2 separate regions of the Homo sapiens genome follow, and region 2 is linked to region 1. A link is an interaction called in ENCODE POLR2A ChIA-PET data of the cell type or tissue named here. Cell type or tissue: OCI-LY7. All regions are shown on one strand. Each heading gives the region's core, and the rest is flanking DNA. Links, peaks and the distances in the headings are about the cores only.

The links. Peaks named below come from ENCODE experiments on the same cell type or tissue, not always from the same donor. Only the 100,000 strongest peaks of a DNase experiment are listed, where the experiment ranks them.
Region 2: POLR2A ChIA-PET joins it to region 1 with 6 read pairs; 2 of 35 experiments call an interaction of 5 or more read pairs at or near these places.

The regions. Positions count from the first base shown.
Region 1 is chr7:77,821,159-77,827,756 of GRCh38, reverse strand. All of the region lies in intron 1 of PHTF2 (putative homeodomain transcription factor 2), which reads right to left. Among named protein-coding and RNA genes, the nearest start is that of PHTF2, 26 kb to the right of the region's middle. RefSeq lists an enhancer at 3,332-3,431. In OCI-LY7, for the core only: no CTCF peak of the experiment used is centred there; DNase peaks (open chromatin) are centred at 3,356 and 5,283; H3K4me3 peaks cover 2,278 bases; H3K27ac peaks cover 2,965 bases.
Region 2 is chr7:78,313,669-78,320,266 of GRCh38, reverse strand. All of the region lies in intron 9 of MAGI2 (membrane associated guanylate kinase, WW and PDZ domain containing 2), which reads left to right. Among named protein-coding and RNA genes, the nearest start is that of DDX3ILA1, 330 kb to the right of the region's middle. In OCI-LY7, for the core only: no CTCF peak of the experiment used is centred there; no DNase peak of the experiment used is centred there.

The sequences.
Region 1 (6,598 bases), core at 1,371-5,370:
GAGGCAGGAGAATCGCTTGAACCTGGGAGGAGCAGACAGTGAGCTGCGGTCACACCAGTGCACTCTGGCTTGGGTGAAACAGCGAAACTCCATCTCAAAAAAAAAGGCTGCACGCAGTGGCTCACACCTGTAATCCCAGCACTCTGGGAGTCCAAGGCAGGTAGATCATGAAGTCAGGAGTTCAAGACCAGCCTGGCCAAGATGGTGAAACCCCATCTCTACTAAAAATACAAAAACTAGCCGGGCGTGGTGGCAGGTGCCTGTAATCCCAGCTACTCAGGAGGATGAAGCAAATAACTGCCTGAACCCGGGAGGCAGAGGTCACGATGAGCCGAGACTGCACCACCACACTCTAGCCTGGGTGACAGAGTGAGACTCCGTCTCAAAAAGAATAAATAAATAAAAATAAAATATTAATTTAATTTTCCACGAATTCTAAGAAAAGAAAATGAAAACTGGAAGAACTCATGAACTTCAGATGTCTTGCCACACGAGTTATTTAGGTCTTAAAAGTTCCTCCTAACATTTAGAAAAAAGTTTCCTTAGCTTATAGAGCCATCAAAACAAAAGAAAAAAGTGACAAAAATCATTCTTTAATAAATCCACAGTGATTTTAACTTTTATCTACATGTTCAACTTTACATGGTATCCATGACTTCCTGCTATGAAAGCAGACATAATCAACATGCTTATACTTCTCCAAAGATCTAACATTTAGATTTTATTCCACAGCCACCATTCTCAAAGTTGTTCCATTTTCTTCTGTATTTAAATGGATCTGATGATCACCCCCGATTCTTTTAAGATGGCTTTGCCATACCTGAAGTCATCACTATTTAATTTTGTTTCATTTGAGGTTGACTTGATTTAATCATCAAGCAGTATTTTTCAAGAAAGGAGTGCTATATTCTCTGTGCTCTTACATGTTAGAGAACATCTGCTTGCTTCCTGTGTATTTGATTAACCACTTGGTTGGCATGGCAGAGACTGCTAATTGACACCCATTATTCCATCATCCTCTTTGAAAATTGTGCTGGCACCCTGTTGCCCAAAATAAAGACCTTTCCTAACCTTTCTTGCAGTTAGATGTGGCCAAGACTAAGTTCTGCTCCAAACACCACCAAAAGTGTTGGGTAGTACTTGTAGTTGGGAAAAGCACTTTTTTTCTTTCTCTTCTCCCTTTTCCTGATCCTTTCAATGTTATTTTAATGACGACAGCTCCAGCAGCCACCATGGACAGTGACATTGAGACTAGAAACCAGGTGTGTTCATAGATAGGAAAGATCCTGGGTTGCCTTGGGTGAAGCCACCATACTAGTTCTAGACTGACTATTTCCATACTTTTTGTACCCAAGGTTATAAATCCTTATAGTTTAAGCCACTGTTATTAGCAGCCAAAAGAAATCTAACTGATACTGTTGGGTATAATACTTCTGGTTGACAACTTCCTACCGTCAAAACTTTGTAAACATTTTTCCATTGTCTTCTGGAATTGACAATAATTGAGAAATTAAAATTCAGCCATCTTGAATTTTTTTCTCTTTGTATAGGTCATGTTTTTCTCTTTTTGGCCAGGATAACAAAATAATTCTCCATCTTGAATTTTTTTCTCTTTGTATATAGGTCATGTTTTTCTCTTTTTGGCCAGGATACCAAAATAATTCTCTCCTTAGTTTTGAAGTTAAAAACTACTAGGATATGGTCAATTTTAATCATTTCATATTTTTTTCCTAGCATTTAGTGTGCCTGTCAATCTGCAAATACACATTTCATTTCAAAAGCTTTTGTCTGGATTTTATTTCTCAATACTTTTTCTGTTCCATTTGTTGAAGTCTCTATTTTAGGGATATCAGCTATTCTTACCTAGGACAGTCTTTTCAGAGTTACTTCTTTCGTTTATTTTTCTCCTATATTTGTAGAGTTGCCATGCTATTTTTTTTATCACGTTTAATACAGAAACTGCTATCCTCAGCTCCTATTCACTCTGATATCCAAGATTCTGCTCGGCCACCCCTAACACCTTTCTCATCTTAGTTGGGGCCATTTTTATTTTTGTGTACACGTCTTTATGCATACACACACAAACTTCAGTTTGAGAATCAGGAACTACTCTTAATCTACTTTTCTATAATCCAACGACACAGAAAAGGAAGAGCTAAAATTGGACTGAGCACAGGCATTGCTGAGGTGTCCTTAAATGTCCTGTACCAAGACTGATCTCCCTAGTTAGGGATCTAGCCTACCTTCATGGGCTTTGGCTCTTGCCCTTAACTCAGAGTACCATTCAAAATGCCAGTGCTTGTTGCCTCTGCTGAGGCTCAGCGCTGGTATGTAGGGTCTTCTCAAGGATTTTTCCTTGACTTTTTGCTTCCTATTCACCTCCTAGGTCTACTTCTCTAAAAGTATGAATGAGATATCGCAATATTTTGTAGGCTTCCTCTTTCCTTTGTCTTGTTTCTGGGATACGGGGCTGGGATTAGAAGCCTTGTCATATACAACTAGTATCTTCTCATTCTTTCTTTACCTTCCACTTTTTGAAGTATTTGGTATAAAGCTACAGATACCCCTTTTTTGTCTGCTTCTTTCCATTTCTGCCCTCTTTCTTCAACCCACCATCTACTCTTTCCTTAATTTGGTTTTAGTGAAGAAAAAATCTGTGACCCCACTTCATTTTTACTCAGAAATCTCTCATTTATATTATTGTTGTTGTTGTTATTTAGAGACAGAGGCTCGCTCTGTCACCCAGGCTGGAATGCAGTGGCACAATCATGGCTCACTTCAACCTCAAACTCCTGGGGTCTCAAGTGTTCCTCCCTTTCTCAGCCTCCCAAGTAGCTAAGACTACAGGTGTGTGCCACCACACTCGGCTAACGTTTTTTTTTTTTTGGTAGAGGTGGGGTCTTGCTATGTTGTCCAGGCTGGCCTTGAACTCCTGGTCTCAAACAATCTTCCCACCTTGGCAGCCCAAAATGTTAGGATTACAGGAGTAAGCCACTGTGCTTGCCATTTTACTTCTTTTAACATTTAAGTACTTAATCTTTTACATTACTGACTCAATTAAAAAGTTAAATTTATTTGGGAGGCCAAGGCGGGCAGATCACGAAGTCAGGAGTTCAAGACCAGCCTGGCCATCATGGTGAAACATCTCTACTAAAATACAAAAATTAGCCAGGCATGGTGGTGCACACCTGTAATCCCAGCTTCTCAGGAGGCTGAGGCAGGAGAATTGCCTGAACCCAGGAAGTGGAGGTTGCAGTGAGCCGAGATTGCACCACTGCACTCCAGCCTAAAAGTAAAATTTAAATATTCTAAGATGAGATTCTAAACTAACAACAGCTGCACTTTTACTTCTGCTATTTCTAACAAAAGGAAGTAAAGGGAGGATACCCAGTTTCAATTCTTTTTATAAACTCAAGATACTAAGCAAAAAACACAAGATCATAAACTAAGCTCTTCCGTGAATTTGTTACAACTACCTCCAAGAAAAAAAAAAAAAACAAACCAGGATGTATTTTCCCTCCTCAAATCTTATCTTTTACTATCTGCTCAATTTTCCAACAAAGAACCCTAGAATCTTTCTTGTTTCCTCCCCTTTCCCACCTCCCACCACTATCAATTCTATACCTGGCACACAGAAACCACTCAATAATTATGAAGGAATAAATTAATATAACGTATTTGTCATACCTCCAAACTTCTCTCATATGATCCCTCTCCAGCCCCACTACCATACACCTGGTACAAGCTGATATCTAATACCAGGACTACACTAACAATCTATTATTGTTGCTTTACTTTCACTACTTATCTTTTTAAAATACTGACCTCATCACTTAAAAATCTCTAGTCTCCCACTGCCAAAGAAAAGAGTTTAATCAACACTGTATTCAAAACCCTTCTTTTACAATTTGACCATAGATTTATTATTTCTCCAGTCAGTAGCATCTATCGTCTCTACTTTGTTTCACACAGTTTCAATTACCCGCCCTCCCCAACCTCCCATCCATACATTCTAGCTACACATACCTTACATTCTAGCTACACAGGTTCACAAATATACCATATACTTTCATGCCTGCCTTCTACTCCAGGTAATATTCCTTGTCTAAAATAACTTTCTCCTTGTTCTGATCTATTTGAAAAGTTACCTCAATTCCTTCTAAGGAAATTAAATTGTGAGAACATATAAGCCATGGTGTTCAAATAACTCCACTACTTAAAGAGTAATTTAAGATTCAGGCCAGGCACGGTGGCTCAGGCCTGTAATCCCAACACTTTGGTAGGCCAAGATGGGTGGATCACGAGGTCAAGACATCGAGACCATCCTGGCCAACATGGTGAAACCCTATCTCTACTAAAAATACAAAAATTAGCTGGGTGTGGTGGCGTGTGCCTGTAGTCCCAACTACTCGGGAGGCTGAGGCAGAAGAATCCCTTGAACCCGGGAGGCAGAGGTTGCAGAGAGCCAAGATCATGCTACTGCACTCCAGCCTGGCGACAGAGCGAGACTCCGTCTCCAAAAAAAAAGAGAGTAATTTAAGATTTAAATATTTGGCCGGGCGCGGTGGCTCACGCCTGTAATCCCAGCACTTTGGGAGGCCGAGGCGGGTGGATCACGAGGTCAGGAGATTGAGACCATCCTGGCTAACACGGTGAAACCCCGTCTCTACTAAAAATAGAAAAAATTAGCCGGGCGTGGTAGCGGGCGCCTGTAGTCCCAGCTACTCGGGAGGCTGAGGCAGGAGAATGGCGTGAACCCGGGAGGCGGAGCTTGCGGTGAGCCGAGATCGCGCCACTGCACTCCAGCCTGGGCGACAGAGCGAGACTCCGTCTCAAAAAAAAAAAAAAAAAAGATTTAAATATTTTTAATTTCAGAGGGTGACATCAATAAGATGACTGACTAGAGACACCCAGCACTCATCCCCCCAATAAGAAAGAACCTAGGCATCACATAAACAGCTAAGATTCAGCTTGAGTGTCAATGGGAGAGTACTAGGGTGCAGCGAGAAACTGGAGATGCACGTGATGAGATTGGAGGGCAGCATGGAAGTACCTGGCCACTGCAGCCCTGTCTCCCCAACCCAGACTGGATCAGCCCAGAGTCAGGAGGGACTTCCCATTTCAGGGAAAAGGTAAGCAGAAGATCCCTACCAGCCCCCACTGCCACTGCAAACACCTACAATCCTTACTACAGGAGAATCCCACAGTCCTTGCAAGCCCCAAGCCCAGTCTGGAGAGCTGCCAGGAATTCATGCAGCTGCGCTGCCCCAGATTAGGAGCACAGGGTGCACACTCCCCTCCCCCACCCAACCACTCCCTGTGAGAAAAGCTGCTGCAGCATGGTGCCATCTTGAGACCAGAGCCACCTCTGGAGTGCACCCTGCTCTGGAGGTTAGTAGCCAGTGAACTTCTCTAGCACTGGGGCTCCATCTTCATTCCATCACACTCACATGGGTGGCTGAAAACCACAACCCCAACTATGCAAAGCCTGGGCCCAGGATCGGCTGTGACTCCAGTCCTGCACAGCAGGGAAACCAACCTCCCTTCCCCTCTGCTCCCCAACACTCTGCTGCCACTGCCACACTTCCAGTCAGAGGAACAGTCTGGCACTCCCACCTAAGGCAAACCTGCCCTTGAGCCAGAGAAAACTGCTATATGCCCTCCAAGTGGAAGAGTGCCCCCCACGTCTCTAAGCAGCTGATACATCCCTCGGGCTGGCAGAGAGGCTACACATCTGCACTCAGGTCCTGAGACACAGCCCTACAGCACTCCCCCACTGCAGACATGCCCTCAGCTCTCCACCTGCAATCAAGGTCTAAGAAACAGTCCTGTCCCTGGGCACAGCAGGCTGCTCCTGGTAGGCATACCCTCAGCCCATCCAAGCAGCCATGAGCCCATGACTGGACCTGAGTAACATCCCTGTGGGCCACCTCTAGCAAACATATCACTTGTGGGCCTATGGAGGGCTCACTCCTGAGCCACACCCCTGAGCCAGCCAAGCAGCCTTGCATCTGCATCCCAAACCTGAGAAAGTCCTGTGGGCCCCCCCGGTAGACAGATTCATTCCCAGGCTGGCTGAGCAGCCCTGTGCCTGCTCCTGGGCCTATAAACAGCTCCATGTGGGGCATGTCCCACACCAGCCAAGAAGTTGTGAAGCCATGTCAAGGGCCTGAGAAACAGCTCTGAGGGCCATCTATGGTGGACACACTCCTGAGCTCCCCGAGCAGCCTTGTACCCATGTCCCAAACCTGAGAAACAGCCCCACGGGCCATCTACAGCAGATACATACATCCACAGGCCAGCCAAGCAGAAGAGAAGGGAAAAGGTAAGGAAACATATTTAATGAAATAACAGCTGCAAATTTCCCAAATATTGGGAGAGAGATGGACATCTAGGTCCGGGAAGCTCAATGAACCTCAAATAGACGCAACCCAAATAGATCCTCTCCAAGGCAAAATATATTCAAATTGTCAAAAGACAAACACAAAGAAATTCTAAAACCAAGAGAAAACATCAAGTCACATACAATGGAATTCCCATTAGACTAATAACAGATTTCTCAGTAGAAGCCTTACAGGCCAGCAGAGAATGAGATGAT
Region 2 (6,598 bases), core at 860-4,859, 490 kb before region 1:
ATGAGTAAAGAAGGATTCCTTCTTTTTCTATTGTTTGGGATAGTTTCAGAAGGAATGGTACCAGCTCCTCTTTGTACCTCTGGTAAAATTCGGCTGTGAATCCATCTGGTCCTGGACTCTTTTTGGTTGGTAGTCTATTACTGCCTCAATTTCAGAACTTGTTATTGATCTATTCAAGGATTCGAATTCTTCCTGGTTTAGACTCGGGAGAGTGCATGTGTCCAGGAATTTATCCGTTTCTTCTAGATTTTCTAGTTTATTTGTGTAGAGGTGTTTATAGTATTCTCTGATGGCAGTTTGTATTTCTGTGGGATTGGTGGTGATATCCCCTTTATCATATTTTATTGCATCTATTTGATTCTTCTCTCTTTTCGTCTTTATTAGTCTTGTTAGTGGTCTATTTTGTTGATCTTTTCAAAAATCCAGCTCCTGGATTCACTGATATTTTTGAAGGGTTTTTTGTGTTTCTATCTCCTTCAGTTCTGCTCTGATCTTAGTTATTTCTTGTCTTCTGCTAGCTTTTGAATTTGTTTGCTCTTGCTTCTCTAGTTCTTTTAATTGTGATGTTAGGGTGTCAATTTTAGATCTTTCCTGCTTTCTCTTGTGGGCATTTAGTGCTATAAATTTCCCTCTACACACTGCTTTAAATGTGTCCCAGAGATTTTGTTATGTTGTGTCTTTGTTCTCATTGGTTTCAAAGAACATCTTTATTTCTGCCTTTATTTCTTTATGTACCCAGCAGTCATTCAGGAGCAGGTTGTTCAGTTTCCATGTAGATGAGCAGTTTTAAGTGAGTTTCTTAATCCTGAATTCTAATTTGATTGCACTGTGGTGTGAGACACTGTTATGATTTCTGTTCTTTTGCACTTTCTGAGGAGTGTCTTACTTCCAATCACGTGGTCAATTTTAGAATAAGTGTGATGAGGGGATTGCAACCCCTGTTTTTTTGTTTGTTTGTTTTTTGTTTGTTTTTGCTTTCCATTTGTTTGGTAAATATTCTTTCATCCCTTTATTTTGAGCCTATGTGTGTCTTTGCACATGAGATGGGGCTCCTGAATACAGCACACTGATGAGTCTTGACTCTTTATCGAATTTGCCAGTCTGTGTCTTTTAATTGGGGCATTTAGTCCATTTACATTTAAGGTTCATATTTTTACATGTGAATTTGATCCTGTCATTATGATGCTAGCTGGTTATTTTGCCTGTTAGTTGATGCAGTTTCTTCATAGCATCGATGGTCTTTACAATTTGTTATGTTTTTGCAGTGGCTGGTACCGGTTGTTCTTTTCCATGTTTAGTGCTTCCTTCAGGAGCTCTTGTAAGGCAGGCCTGGTTGTGACAAAATCTGTCACCATTTGCTTGTCTGTAACGGATTTTATTTCTCCTTCACTTATGAAGCTTTGTTTGGCTGGATATGAAATTCTGGGTTGAAAATTCTTTTAAGAATGTTGAATATCGGCCCCCATTCACTTCTGGCTTGTAGGGTTTCTGCAGAGAGATCCTCTGTTAGTCTGATGGGCTTCCTTTTGTGGGTAACCTGACCTTTCTCTTTGGCTGCCCTTAACATTTTTTCCCTCATTTCAACCTTGGTAAACCTGATGGTTATGTGTCCTGAGGTTGCTCTTCTTGAGGAATATCTTTGTGGCATTGTCTGTATTTCCTGAATTTGAATGTTGGCTTGTCTTGCTAAGTTGGGGAAGTTCTCCTGGATAATATCCTGAAGAGTGTTTTCCAACTTGGTCCCATTCTCCCCATCACTTTGAGTTACACCAATCAAATGCAGATTTGGTCTTTTCACATAGTCCCATATGTCTTGGAATCGTTGTTCCTTTTCGTTCTTTTTTCTCTAATCTTGTCTTCTCGCTTTATTTCATTGAGTTGCTCTTCAATCTCTGATATCCTTTCTTCTGCTTAATCGATTTGGCTATTGATACTTGTGTTTGCTTCATGAAGTTCTCTTGCTGTGTTTTTCAGCTCCATCAGGTCATTTATGTTCTTCTCTAAACTGGTTATTCTAGTTAGCGATTCGTCTAACCTTTTTTCAAGGTTCTTAGCTTCCTGGCATTGGGTTAGAACATGCTCCTTTAGCTTGGAGGAGTTTGTTATTACCCACCTTCTGAAGCCTACTTCTGTCAATTTGTCAAACTCATTCTCTGTCCAGTTTTGTTCCCTTGCTGGTGAGGAGTTGTGATCCTTTGGAGGAGAAGAGGCATTCTGGTTTTTGGAATTTTCAGCCTTTTTGCGCTGGTTTCTCCTCATCTTCATGGATTTATCTACCTTTGGTCTTTGATGTTGGTGACCTTCCAACGGGGTTTCTGTGTCTGGACGTCCTTTTTGTTGATGCTGATGCTATTCCTTTCTGTTTGTTAGTTTTCCTTCTAACAGTCAGGCCCCTCTGCTACAGGTGCACTCCAGACCCTGTTTGCCTGGGTATCACCAGCAGAGGCTACAGAACAGCGAAGATTGCTGCCTGTTCCTTCCTCTGGAAGCTTCATCCTAGTGGGGCACCCACCATATGCCAACCAGAGCTCTCCTGTATGAGGTTTCTGTCGGCCCCTCCTGAGAGGTGTCTCCCAGTCAGGATACACGGGGGTCAGGGACCCACTTGAGGAGGCAGTCTGTCCCTTATCAGAGCTCGAATGCTGTGCTGGGAGATCCGCTGCTCTCTTCAGAGCCATCATACAGAGACGTTTAAGTCGGCTGAAGCTGCGCCCACAGCCGCGCCTTCCCCCAGGTGCTCTAATTTTACCTTCTTACGTATCTTAATATGCCACTTTCTCCATTTAACCTACTATGCTGATGCGCATTCTTATCGTTTCCCTTCTTGGGGTTGTCAAGCTGTCTAATTAGATTATAGATTCATTAGGTGGAGGCCAATGGCTAATTCTGTGTTTAGTACAGAAACAGTACACTGTTGGTATTTAATCATCCATATTCTCCTGTTCTTGATTGGTGGGATATAATAATACATCTTCTGAAAGCTCAGTGGAGTGAAAATTCCTCAGAAGAGGGTGAGAAAAAGGCAAAAAGAACAAATGAATTCTCACTCAATACTCAAGAAGTTCTTCTTTTTATGAGAGTATAATAGCTAAGCCACTAACCTATGGAATGGGGAATCAGCCTGAATAAATGCAAAAGAAAAAATCAATATGCAATAGTTGTTTTATGCAGCGCTATTCAATTCCAAGAGGGCTGACAGTTTTTATGGGAAAATAGATGTGTTGTGCCATTTGGGAAATAAGCAAATAATTCATATATAGAACTTTCAGGAGTGTCTCAAAATGTTTAAGATGTGTTAACTGTGTTCCTTAGAGAATCACGGGTGAAGCAAGGGTAGGGAAAATATTAATTTACCTAATTTGTAAGTAAAGAGAAAAAAACACTTGGCAAAGCTCAAAGATTCATGGTTTATCAGCTCATGGGCCAGAATCCCTGATTGCTCATCTGCTGTCCTATATAGTTTATAAAATCTGTAAGGATTGAACAGTATTTACTCACTCTAGGGTTATAATTTAAGTGCTTCTCAAGTGCTTAATAAAGAGTTTCACATTTTCTTCACCTTAGTTGACTCTCTCTTGGTTTGTAACCAAGTTTACCATGGCTTTTTCTAGAACTTTATTGATTTTAATTGACAGTTTCTACTGAAACAAAAGGAAAGAAAACAAAATTATCTACTTTGTAATAGGTGGATTCTGTAAGACTGCATTGATAAGTTAATAGTAGATTATTTTATCAACTCTGTTTTATCACATACAAATAAAGGCTTACAGAGTACTTTTTCTTGTCAGCTAAGTAAAGCATCTTTTCTGAAAATGTCATTAACACCACTTGGAGTTCATGTAGAAATCAACTTAAAGATCTCAGAATGTTTAAAGAGCTTCATTTATAATCCCTTCAATATAAAGGAGAGGAAAGGGCAGGAACTCACTGTATCTGTATCAGCACTAAAATGCAGTGTAAATAATGAATTCTTATTTATATACACCCAGTTTTATTACTGGGCTAAAATTTGATGAAAGAGAAAAGAATACACACATCTTTATTCATTGTTTGCAATGCACCTTGAAAAATATTGAGTGACACCTTTACATCTGAAAGCACTTTCATTTAAAGTAGTAGCTGCAGGGGATAAAAGGACACTTTGTAAAAGAGACAGCAAAGTATCATAGATCATTCTCTGTCACTCACAGACGGACAGCTAAGACACTTCCCAGTGGACTCTGGGATATATTTGAAGAAGTGCCCAAACCCAGAGACTCCCGATGGATTGAGAAAATGGCAAATCTTCCATCATGAAAAGGTTTAAAGGAAGAATATGTTTTGGAGTAAGCCAGAGAAAGTATAGGAAATTGTTGAAGCAAAGCAAATCAATACTGAGAAAGAAAATGACCGAGAGACAAAGATGACCACAGTTCTTCCTGTAAATGAAGAACATGTTTATACACCTGCAAATGAATTCTAAAGGTAGAAACTTACTACCTATAAAATAGAAATGAATAGAGACAAACGAGGTTGAAATGGAACAGTAAAGAAGCTCTAATTTTGAAGATAATGTTTTAGCCTCTTACTATACATTTAATTCTTATTTGAACAGTTTGCAATTCTGAATATAATAGATTCTGATCTAATTGGCTGAGAATGATAATACTCTTTAAAATGAGTTTCTGGCATAATGTTCAGTCTTCTCTAAGCCTATAATTATTGATGGGTGTATGCGAACAAGGAGCTATATGATTTAGTTGGGCTCAGTGGACTAGTAATAATACCCCTGATCCGTGTTTAAAACCCTCCAAGGAAGAACTCAATGTGAATAGCATGACTAAATTCTATAGACAGCAGCACTTATAAGAAATAAAAGGAATTACAGGATGTATGAACTCCATCATCAATTCTTATTTCTGGGAAAATGGCAAAATGTGAAACCCTGCCAAGTATATGCCAGTTAGTGTGATTCATTTTGAACATGAGTTAACCCTCTGGCCCACAGACGTCCTGAGCCCAAGTGATGTCTCTCACTTAATACCAGGTCATATTGCTTACTGATGTCCCTAAGCTGTATGAAATCAAAATGCAAAACACTTAATTCCAAGTGGGAGTCAACATGAGGTGGTAACTAGGACATTTGGAAACTTGGAAAAGTGACTTCTTCCTTACAGACCTATTGCCAAAAAATGTGACAGTAGGTCTCAGATCTTCTCCAGCTCTAAAGTTATACAAATGGACAGTTGTGAACCACAAAATTACAAATATTGGTCTAGCCAGTATAAAACTGTGACCTTTCTATAGCATGTCCTATCTGCAAACTGGATAAAGTCCACCCGTAATAAAGGGGTATACCCAACAGTTAACTCTGATATCCGTGTCCTATCCTCTAATAGAAACAACCACAATCAATTGAATACAATCGAATAGAGTCAAAACACAAGTGCCAACAAAGGTATGGTCAGCTAATTTTATAACTTCTCATGAATATATACAAGAAACAACACAATCAAAAGCATAACAACAACATATAATGTTTAATTATCCTGGAGCGTGATTTGAGTATACTCCACAATTATTATAATTGAGCAAAGAATGATGGTTAAAGTTACTGAACAAAAAGTAATAGGCTGAAAAACAATCAACTCAGAGGCCCCAGGGGCCATGTGTGCACATGCCCCTGGTTAACACTCTTAAACTGTTACTAATAGAGCCAATGCTAAAGTTTCAAAGTTCTGGATCATTGCTCCTTAGGGCTAGGATGTGGGCAGTTTGTATTATAAGTGAAGTCCATCTTTTTCCATGCCCTCTTATAAGTCAGTCATCTTTTTCCATGCCCTCTTCCTTTCAGGATAGCATGATAATTCCTCAGCAAATTATCTGTCTTACAAACTTCCTTTTTCATCCCATAATATAATTTGTTTTATCCTCTTTTAGAGAGCTGTAAGGCATCATTTTTATATCCACTGGAAGTCATGAAAAAGCAATAAAGAGGCATTAATAAATACTTAATCTGCATTGTGTCCTATGAGTATATCATATAAAATATATGCTATCAAACAAAATAGTATATGGCTCTTGAGCTACCCAGGCCTTCTTCTGGGCTAATGCCATTTAATGCAGTGTGAGTCCATTACAGTCTTATTTAAAGATTAGGCACTTATAAAATCAATCTATCTTTGTATTCAAGGAACCAATCCTTTGGCTCCATGATAAATCGTACAGAAACGTTATGTTTGATTAATCTTTTTAATGCAAATGGAGAATGAGAGGTCTTTCAAAGTGAACAGCATCTTAGTGTGGGTTAACTTAGTATAGGTTAATTCATGTCTCCATTTTAACTTAAGTCCCCAGGGCACCCATAACTTTAACTCATGTTTCCCAGTTTCAAAACTTTCTTCCTATAATTCATTTTAAATCATAAATACAATAATTTTTAAGTCATTTTAAAAAGTCATTGTAGTATCCGAGGAACTTAAATCTATTAAATAGCAAATAAGCATATGATTTTTTTTCCGTCTCTGAAAAGAAATGTTGCTTAGCAGATATAGTTTTAAGAGCAAAAAAGTAAACAAAATGTGCTACTGGCCATTGAGCTTAATAATACACAGACAAG